Linked DNA regions of Homo sapiens: region 1 is linked to region 2. Evidence: read pairs that join two places in POLR2A ChIA-PET (ENCODE). Cell type or tissue: GM12878. All regions are shown on one strand. Links, peaks and the distances in the headings refer to the core of each region. The heading gives the core; the rest is flanking DNA. Region 1 overlaps LINC00189 (long intergenic non-protein coding RNA 189). Region 2 has its middle 5.5 kb from the start of MAP3K7CL.

The links. ChIA-PET counts read pairs that join two places held together with the same protein. Peaks named below come from ENCODE experiments on the same cell type or tissue, not always from the same donor. Only the 100,000 strongest peaks of a DNase experiment are listed, where the experiment ranks them.
Region 1: POLR2A ChIA-PET joins it to region 2 with 5 read pairs; 1 of 35 experiments calls an interaction of 5 or more read pairs at or near these places.

What each region holds. Positions count from the first base shown.
Region 1 is chr21:29,233,192-29,238,568 of GRCh38, forward strand. All of the region lies in intron 1 of LINC00189 (long intergenic non-protein coding RNA 189), which reads left to right. Among named protein-coding and RNA genes, the nearest start is that of LINC00189, 42 kb to the left of the region's middle. RefSeq lists enhancers at 336-515, 946-1,045, 2,721-2,800, 4,038-4,137. In GM12878, for the core only: a CTCF peak has its summit at 200; DNase peaks (open chromatin) are centred at 163, 590 and 2,710; H3K4me3 peaks cover 1,044 bases; H3K27ac peaks cover 4,502 bases.
Region 2 is chr21:29,122,442-29,127,818 of GRCh38, forward strand. It overlaps a transcript of MAP3K7CL not described here and the pseudogene RPL12P9. Among named protein-coding and RNA genes, the nearest start is that of MAP3K7CL, 5.5 kb to the right of the region's middle. RefSeq lists an enhancer at 184-253 and a silencer at 2,941-2,990. In GM12878, for the core only: a CTCF peak has its summit at 3,029; a DNase peak (open chromatin) is centred at 2,950; H3K4me3 peaks cover 1,269 bases; H3K27ac peaks cover 2,668 bases.

The sequences.
Region 1 (5,377 bases), core at 122-5,121, 110 kb after region 2:
CTAGCCAATCCCAGCAGCCATATTTCAACCATTCATACACTGCTTAGTGCTCAAACTGTGTTCAAATAAGGCAAACGCCAACCTCTAACCAATCCAGCCGTTCTGTACCTCACTTCCAATTTCTGAACGTCATTTCTCTTTTTTTTTTTGGTCTATAAATCTTCCACCACATGGCTGCGCTGGAGTCTTTGTGAATCTGCTGTGATTCTGGGGGCTGTCTGATTTGTGAAACGTTCATTGCTCAATTAAACTCCTTTAAATTTAAACCGACTGAAGTTTTTCTTTTATCATGTCCCAAAACAGGAACATTCTGAGGTACTAGAGGTTTGGAGTTCAACATATACATTTGGCGGAGGTTGCAGGAAGACAATTCAGCCCATAGCATGTACCTACCTAAGGTCTTAACTGGTAAACAAACAAACAAAAAACCAACCTAGTTATAGTTTTAAATTTGTTTCTATTTTATTTCCCATGAGGTAATCTAAAAGAACCTGGGGAATCCAGGTGCTTTTCAAAGCAGTACTTGTATGGTGTTTCATCATTACCTCTCAGCGGGAGGGAAATGAAACTCAGACGGGCCCATTTGGTTTCTATGATACCAGCTTTCCTCACCTTTCTTGGGGAGAGTGATTTTGAAACTATGGGCTACAAAAGACTTTTGGATTATGTGTGAGCTATGCTCTCTCTCTGGGACTCCTACTATGCTTTGTGATTGTGAAAATAAGTGATTCAAAATCTAAGCTGTTGGAACTCTAAATTATTTTGAGCCATAAGGAAATGTGAATTATGGGGCCTGAGTCACAAGACAGGCAGCTGTAAACTAGGCAGCTGTGAACTTTTTGTAATATTTTTGATTGTCTGAATTGTCTTTTCCCTTACCTACATTATTTTGTAAAATGTTGTGAATGGTTGTAGGACGTGCGACAGGTGTAGCTCACCTGCTTGGTCGCCCCAAAGCTCAAAGGAGGAGCATGCAGACAGGCAGGTGCAGAGGCCAGTACAAGCACTTTTGGGCTCCTGTCCCACGGCAGAGTCTAGGGGTGGGTCTCTGTGTCACTCGAAGCCCATGTAGGCATGTATTACAAAGCTCTTTCAGATTTGTTGTCTGCAGACGGCTTGTGTGTTAATCAGCTTAACGGACCCTCTGCCTTATTGTGAGGGCAGGGGGCCAGCGTGACAACTTTCTTTATCCCAAGCTCTTGTCCAGTGTCCTGAAAGAATCAGATCACACATGGGCTTGAAGGATGAGTGCAAGGTTTCATTGAGTGGTGGAGGTGGCTCTCAGTGAGATGGATGGGGAGGCAGAAGTGGGGATGGAGTGGGAAGGTGGTCTTTCCCTGGAGTCGGGCATCCAGCGGCCCAACTCTTCTCCAGCCACCCCTGGCCAAGCTCCCCTATGAGTCCAGACATCCTTCCTTTTCTCTCTTTCTCTGCTGCATTGTTCCACTGTCACTGGTCTGCTGGTTCACTGGTCCACTGGTCTGCTGGTCTTGATGTCCAGCTTCTTGTGTATGTGCCCGCTAAGGTCTTGGGTTTGTATGGGGGCAGGATGGGGGGTGCATGGCAGGCCAAAAGGCAAATTTTGGCCATGAAAACAGAAATGCCTGTCCTCCTTTAGGGCTGCCGGTCTTCAGGCTTGAGGGTGGGCCGTTTGTTGGGGAACCGCCCCCTTCTACCCAGTATTTCCCTGTTTCCTGTCCATATCAGTGAAGGATGCCAGAGGAGACCCCTTCCCTCTTACTATTGACTTTCATTATAGATTAACCTCTTTCTTCTCACACAAAAACTTTATGGCCATCTCAATGCCTCAAGATGGAATGTTAAGCACACTCTTTTAAAATCAAAAGGAAATGAAAAGGAGCGATAAAGAAAAGAAAACAAGCTGCATGGAAAAGAAAAGAAAAGAAACTGATTAATTTGTTGTAACTCATAAACTGGCCCTGTATTGAAAATGTTGTAATCTTGTTAAATTTCTTTGCTTTTTCCTATATAAAAGAGAATTTAGCTTTTAACTTCAGAGCACTACCCCCATTTCTCTGGGACAGAGCATCCAGAAATGGCCATTCCCAGCTTTTTGCTTGAATAAACTCTCTAAAATTGGAATCTGACCCTTTAGATTATTTCAGGTTGACATGATGAGGAGTTGGCTATAAAGTCACTGCTCTGGCAAAGACTGAATTTCTCTCCTAGTATCAATCCAACACCACTGTTGCCCTGATACATACTGCATTACTGTGGAAGGTTTAAAATCAATCTACTTAGTATTTTCCCTTTTGTAGAAGTGGATTTTAATTATTTCAAGGATCAGGTTTATGGTGTGGGGTGGGGGCTCCAGGGATGTGGGGAGGGTAGCATCACAAGGAATTTTCCTCCAAAATGAGTGTAAGCTCAAGTCCTCTCTTGTGTCTGCTTTGCCTTACTTTGCAGGGAAAGAACCCAAGTTGCATGCAACTTCCCATCTAACTTCTCATTCTCTCTTAATTTTCAAACTTGTTTTCATCCCTATTAATAGCCAGGTCATAGAATCATTTTCAGAAACATTTCAGGTGCTTCAGGATTTTTGAAACCCTTTAGTTCGCATGGTTTGAGTGTGTCACAGGTTAGTAAACCCTCAAAGCTATGCTGTCATGGTTATTGTGTGGTTTATGCCGAGAGAAACTGGTCATAGTCTGCCCCAAGTAGCAATTAATGGGGACCCTGAGGGGCAGTCGGGAGAAGTGACTAAATCAATCCAGCAAGCTCTAGAGAAGCATTTCCTCTTGAGAAGTTCACTATTTTGTGAAAATCAAACGCAACCAAATGCCAGGGGAAAGAACATCTCCCACTGGAGCTTGACAATATTTGTAGAATTAAGTGAAGTTGTGTTTCTGGTGGTTGAAAGTGTCTGTTTGTGATCTCATGTATTCTATTTTGCTGAATAGGTACTTAGGATCTGATTTGGGAGGAAATGAAAGCATGACCACTGGCAAGAGTCAGAAAGAGCTACAGGCATTGGCATTTTCTGTCTATTTCTAAGATCTTTTTGTCAATCCGGTGTTTGGAAACAACTTTCAGTCTACCTGCAGGCATTTTAAATGAGTCCTTTACCTTGTTTCTCATAGGAAAACTTCATTTAGCTGCATCCACTCCAGGCAAGTTCTTTGTTTTCACTACTTGTCAGTGTTTTTTCTTAATCACTTCCCTCATCTTCCTTCCTCTCTGAGCCCCTCCTTTTCAACCTCCTCCAGTTCCCTACCCCCAGCCCCTAATGGAGTGTGATGTATTATACTTACGCTTTATGAAATTCTCATTAGGGAGGATCCTGTCCATTGACAATAATGGTTGACTTGCAGAATTCTCAAATATGAAGTTTCAATGGTTTGTACATCACATATTGATTTTCTTTCCTTCCACATGTGGATAATATCCACACAACAGTATCTCACACCCCTATTCTTTGTGAAAACATTATGTGGAAAAGTCGATGTCTTGGGTGGATCAATTGTCAATAACAACAGTGTTTCGGATACATAAGCCCTTCCTGTTGTAGTCACACCTTCTCTCTGACTTTAGGGGCTCCTACAAGGTCCTTGTATTTATTTCAGAATAGGCTAGTGTAGAGACTTAAGGAAGAGCTCTCGGCATCAGTCAGGAATTCATCGGTCAGGCCCTGAGCCCTGCCTCTGCCATGCTGTCATTGACTTTGGCCTTAGGTGGGTCATTTTGCATCTCTGGGCCCAGTTTCCCCACCCTTAAAAGAAGAAGACTGGCCTGTCAGGAGTTCTAGCATCCTTGTGATAGGTCATCCTTGTTGGACAATCCTTGTTTTGTTCCCATTAAGCTTTACTTGCCAGTGAGTTCCTTTTCGTCCTTTTGTAGATTCCGTAAGACCCAGAGGGTGAGTCTAGCCAAAGAGGGAATCAAGCTGGGCTAGCCAAAGAATGTATCCTCTTTGCTCCTAATCTTCTGAAGAATAAGTCACTCCAGAGGCAGGAGGAACCATCTCTGATTGAGCCAGTGAGCATGTGGCTGGCTGTCCTTATGAGCCCCAGGCCCCACCATCAGAGCTAAGCTTGCCAAGGAATGCGGTGTTCCTTCCATAGCTCTGCTTCAGATCTGCTTCCCAGCCCTGTCTGTCCTTCTTGGATTAGGCAGCAGCATTCTAGGAACAAATCCCCTTTGCTCAGCCATGCATCACTGCCTTCCAACTCATTTTCTGAATCTCACAGTTCTTGTCCCCTCCCTGCTGGTCCTGGCAAGACTGAATTTGTCAGGCCTTGTTGAGTTCCTGTAGCCTGGTGCATGTGGTTAGGACCTAGGTTGCTTTTGGCTGCTCTAGATATTTTTAAGTACTTTTAATTGATTGGAAAAACATGCTAACTTTGAGTTTTAAAGTATTTGTAATTATACCCCCCCAAGGCCACTGACTTAGCTGTGGGGTTGTCAAAGAGCCATTAATAAGCAAATTAAAAGGAAGAGGTGGAGCCGTAAAAGCAGTTGCAGAACTAGAAGCCAAAAGCAGCACTTTCTGTTTAGTGACTGTAATAGCCCTGACTGTGTGTGGACTCCTGAGATGGAGGACAAGTGAACTTACTATGTGTTTGAAAAAATGGTTGCAGTGGGGCAAATATAAACCTATGCTGTGCCACACTCCTTCAAGGCTGATCTATTTCATGGCCACTTCCAGAATTGTGCAACAGGTGACCTCCAGGATAACTATGGCTTATCTTACAGCAACGTAGTTCATCTAGGATAGAAAATTGTACCTTTATCCCTGGTACCTTCTGACTACAGATGACATAGTGCTTGAACCAATCCTATCTAATCTCTTTCCACTCATTTTTAGAATAAAAGCCAAGCCTCTCATGGATTGGGATGCCCTTAGAGAAAGAATGCTTATTTCAATGCAGTTGTGTTACTGCTTCGTGGTGTCATATATATTAGTCAGTTTCACTGCAATAATATATAGTCTCCAAATCTCAGGGGCTCACGCCAACAAATTTTCATTTCCCACTTGCATTACATAGTGATGGTCATGCACTGATTGCTACAGTTCTGCTCCCAGTGTCTTCTCTTTCCTGGAATCAGAAACATAGCCATGTATAGTTGGGACTTGCTATTTTTGTTTCATAACTGCATTTTTGTACCCAGTAGCTGTCTGCACTCCTTCCCCTTCCCTGTCCTCTTCCCAGCCTCTAGTAACCATCATTTTACTCTTTACCTCCATGAGTTCAATTGTTTTGATTCCTAAGTCTCACATATGAGTGAGAACCTGCGAAATTTATCTTTCTGTGCCTGGCTTTGGGACTGCTGTTTTTGTGGCAGAAAGAAAAACAGAGTATTGGCTGGAAAATGTCATGCTTCAAAGTGTTTGCTTGAACTGGCACACTGTCACCTC
Region 2 (5,377 bases), core at 62-5,061:
CAGGTTGCACGAACGAATTGAAGATGGTAAATTGTGGGCGATTTTATTGCCAATGAAACTGGCTTTTAGTGGAATGGAGAGCTGGAAAGGGGATGGAGCGGGAACGTGGTCTTCCCCTGGAGTTTGGCCATCCACTGCCAAACTCTTCTTCGAGGCCCTGCCGTCAAGCCGTCCCTCTTAAGTTAAGCTGCTTCTCACCAACGTCTAGCTGCTGCTGCTTTTCTCTACTTCTCTGCCGCTCTGCTGCCAGTGGCGGCTGGGGTTTTTCTGGGTACAGGATGGGGGTCAGGGCAGGCCAGGGTGATTTTGGAAAAGGCAACATTCGGGTGGGAAATGAGGAATGCATGTTCTTACTTTGGGCCATGGGTCCAGGTTTGAGGGTGGGGTCCTCACTGGGGACTGCCCTCTTCTACCCAGTATTTTCCTGCCTCCTGTCTGTATCAATTGTATTTTAAATTTGTTACTTTATTTGAATTTAAATTATAAAATTGGTTGATAAGAACTTTGTACATTTGATTTTGTAAGAGTTTTATAAAAAGATTATATATAGTTTTATGCTTATACTTAAGTAATGCTATTTTCAAAATGAAGTCAATACTGGAGAAGAAATGATCTTTTTTTTTTTTTTTTTTTTTTTTGAAATGGAGTTTTGCTCTTGTTGCCCAGGCTGAAGTGCAATGGCGTGATCTTGGCTCACTGCAACCTCTGCCTCCTGGGTACAAGTGATTCCCCTGCCTCAGCCTCTGAAGCAGCTGGGATTACAGGTGCCCACCACCAGGCCTGGCTAATTTTGTATATTTTTAATAGACATGAGGTTTCACCATGTTGGTCAGGCTGATCTCAAATTCCTGACCTCAGGTGATCCACCTGCCTTGGCCTCCCAAAGTCCTGGGATTACAGGCATGAGCCACTGTACCCGGCTGATCTTTTAAATAAATGTTATTCGCTGTCTATGAAGTAGTCCTGCAAAAAAAGAAAGTCACATCTGAATCTGACCGAGTTTCTAGATCCAATGGCTAATTTACAGTGGACAGAGAGAACAGAGAAGCATATTAAAAAACATTATGGAGGTGTAACTTTGGGAACTCTATAGTTTCTTTAACAAATAAATTTGCAAAAAAAGAGGGAGGAAGAGTAATTGTAGATTTATAAATATAAAAACTTAGCAGTCCATCATGTGTCCGGACTTTGGATCTTGATTAAAAATTTAAAAATTAATGGAGAAAACAATTGAAAATGTTTGTGATAAAATTGGAGGTTTGAATGCTGTCTGATGATGGGTAATGTTGGGGAATTACTGTGGTGGTGGTTGTTGGTGTGATGGTGCTATTTGGTTCTGTTAATGAAGAGAGTGCTCTTCCTTTTTGGGGTACACACTGGGATATTAACAGATGATGAGAAATTTATGTTTTCCTTAGGATAACATTAAGAAGGTAAAGTAAATCTATCTATACTATAATAACAAGCTTTAAAATTTGGTGCTGTTAGTCCTTCTAGGTTATATTCTTGGGAAAGATATAAATACTAAAATATAAGATAAACATTATTTTCTCATACAGTCAAAAATATTAAAGGAAATTTATTCTTTCTCCAAGAGTCTGCTGTCTAGGTGTTTATAGAAAAGGAACACAGGCCAAGGGTGGTGGCTCATGCCTGTAATCCCAGCACTTTGGGAGGCTGAGGCTGGTGGATCATGAGGTCAGGAGTTCAAGACCAGCCTGGCGAAGGTGGTGAAACCCCATCTCTACTAAAAAATACAAAAATTAGCTGGGCGTGGTGGCAGGCACCTGTAATCCCAGCTACTCAGGAGGCTGAGGCAGGAGAATCGTTTGAACCTGGGAGGCGGAGGTTGAGGTGAGCCGATATCGCGCCACTGTGCTCTAGCCCGGGCAACAGAGTGAGACTCCGTCTCAAAAAAAAAAAAAAAAAAAAAAAAGAACACATGTGTCACATTTAATTAACTTTAAATGGTAAACTCAAATTGTATAAAACCATTTAAGTTTTCATAAATAAAATATTTAGATAAAAGATTAATCCATTTAGATAAATAGATAGCTAAATCAAGTTAAAAAGGCAAAACAGTGGCTACACACACATCACGTTATTCCCATCTGGGGAAACCCTGAGTTAGTCCATGCTTGCTTGTTGGCTATACAAATCAAGGGTCCAAAAACTCTGAGGATCAGGTAAAGTCTGTCCCACAGCCTGTTTTGGTATGACCCAGGAGCTAAGAATGGTTTTAATATTTTAAAATATTTGACAAATATCAAAAGGAGAATAATCTTTGGTGACATTTGGAAATTATATGAAATTCTAATATCAGTGTCTGTACTTTTACTGGAATACAGCTATACACATTTACTTACTGTTTTTGTAAATAAAGTTTTACTGGAGTCATCCATCCATTTGCATATTGTCTATGACTACTTTCAACTTAGAACAGCAGAGATGAGTAATTGTAACAGAAAGTGTATGGCCTGAAAAACCTAAAATATTTATCTCCTGGCCCTCTACAAAAAAAGTTTGTCAACCTAGATGAAAAAACTGAGTCCTGGAGGTATGAAGTCTCTGGTCTAAACTTCCACAGCTTTTGAATGCAGCATCACAATGCAAACCCAGGTCTTCTGAATCTAGGTACCCTTTGGATGTGGTTTTTTCCTATGTTTTTGCCCCCTTGAAAAAATGATTTCTATTTACATAGTGCCTGTTTTATTTCTGGCATTGTTGCACGTACTTGTATTGCTCTTTTAATTGTCATAACAACCTGTAGGACAGGTACTATGATTATCCCCCATTTTATACTTGGGGAATTTGTGGCATATAATTTATTAAGTAATTTAACCAAAGTCCTACATGAGTAAGAGACAGAGCTGGGTTGGAGACCCAGGTGGCCTGACTTAAATGTTGCACATTGCTCTGTCTCCTTCATTAAGGGAACCACAAAGCTAGTGAAAGAGAAACCATTGAGTGGTTCAGTGGTTCTAACCCCTGTCATTCCTCTCTTGAGCTTTGGGGGCACGAATGATATAGGGTTGATCATTCTGCTATCTTAAGCCTGAAGTGAACTTTGATTAGGAAAAGTGGCTCCCAGTTACCCTTAAAATCAAAGGCTGTGACAGTATGTGATCAGAAATCCTTACTCTAGAAACATACAATTTTTCTTTGTCAATTAAAATAAAAAGAAGTTCCTGGGGGAGGTGGTGTCTTGTTTTTGTCGTTGAGCCTTGATCCTTGCTTTGTGGTTTTTCATTGCATTGCCCTACGAGAAGGTTTGAGAAGGAGTAACAACATTACTGCAAGTTAGCACTGCAAGAAGGCTTCCTGGGAAACCTGGGAAACCTTACCTGACATTTCACTGGGGTCAGGAGCGGAGGAAGAGGCTCCTCCAAAGAGCAATGGCACAAGACCAGCTCACAGTATGGAACAGGTCCCGTGGCACTTTCTTACCATGGCCTGCACATGCAGTCTCATGAACCAATTGGAAGAGGTGTTTATTCACTGGTGTTTTCTTCAAACAGATGTATCAGTGCTTCATAGAAAAGCAGGGTTAATACATAACTTTGGGACTTTTGCTTTACTAACTGAGAAATCTGACAAAATTTTTTTATGGGGATGGAGTTGGGAAGAATGAATTGAAGAAAGTGGCAGCAAAAGAAGAGTTACTTCTCCCAGAGGACTCTGCATGTGCCATACGGCACTGTGGGGGGAGCTGTGCCTTGGCTGTCCACTGGATGTTCAGTCAGGATAAGGCCGTCCACTGGATGTTCGATCTGGAGAGGCTGGCAAATTATAGTCTGCAGGCCAAATCCAGGCTGCTCTCTCTTTGTAAATAAAGTGTTTTTGGAACACAGCCATGTGCATTTGTTTCCTGTTTTTGTCAATAAAGTCAGAGCCCATCCATTCCTATACATGTTGTCTATGGCTGCCTTTATGCTACAGAGGCAGAGATGAGTAGTTGTGACAGAGATCCTTAAGAGCTCATAAGTGTAAAATATTTCTTTCTTTCTGTTTTTTTGTTTGTTTGTTTGTTTTTTGAGATGAAGTTTTGCTCTTGTTGCCCAGGCTGGAGTACAATGGTGTGGTCTTGGCTCACTGCAACCTTCACCTCCCGAGTTCAAGTGATTCTCCTGCCTCAGCCTCCTGAGTAGCTGGGATTACAGGCACTCGCCACCACGCCTGGCTAATTTTTGTATTTTTAGTAGAGACGGGGTCTTACCATGTTGGCCAGGCTGGTCTCAAATTCCTGACCTTAGGTGATCCGCCTGCCTCGGCCTCCCAAAATGCTGGAATTACAGATGTGAGCCACCGTGCCTGGCTCACAAGTGTAAAATATTTCTAATATGGCCCTTTAGAGAAAAATTGTGCTGACCTCTGGATATAATGGAAGAGTGATTATTTTGCCGTCATGGAATATTTCTTTGTTGGAGACTACCGGCCGTATATGTCACATAGCAATACAGAGCTGACTTTAAAATGTTGGGGAAAATGTCTTCTCAACTATTCTCTAAATGCTATGAATAGCCATTAAAATTTCTTTTTTAAAATTTCCAGAATGAGGGTCTACCCAGACTACTGAGTCACTATGGCAAAGCCTGGGAATGGGTATTTTTTAAAGGCACCTAGTAATCAGGTACTTTTGAGAAACACTAGCCTGGAACATACCAAGCTACATACGTATTGAGTTGTACTGAGAAATTGATATTGCATAATTGTGACAATAGTCTATGGTAGGAGTGTATTATTGATCATAATTCAGAAGCAAGTCTAGAGCTCAGTATGTGAAAAGCTCCTTGAATATTATTGAAAATAACTTTCCAAATAACTGTAAAAACACATTTGTTGCTGAAAATAATAAAATAAAAATTATACATTATTGCCACCATCAAGAAACATACTGTTAATCTGTTTATATATTGATGCAGAAACACATCCTTTCTGGATTGAATTTATATAATTCTATTAAATTCTTAAAATACCATGTAGTTATTTTGGGTTTCAGTTATGGGAAGGGATTTCACTTGGATTTCAGATTTGTTACTCTCTTGAAAGTGTTTGGATAAAGAGCCAAGAAATACATCATTGCTCATATGGGAACAGAAAAGCTGGTAAATGTTAATTGTGACTGAAAACCTTGAATTTATGTTATCAGATTCAGAAAGAGAACATTTAGACAATTTAGATGTATTTTTTTTTGTTCCTTTCTCATTGTTGTCAAATTATCTTTTAATGAAATCTTTTTCTTTGTAGCCCTTTACCAACTGGGCATCTACCACACCTCTCTTGATGTCATTTTTGATGTCATGAGGACGTAGCTGTCAGTGTTGCAGCTCACACAGTGGGCAATCCCCAGGCTCACTTTAATGATTCCAGAGAGTTC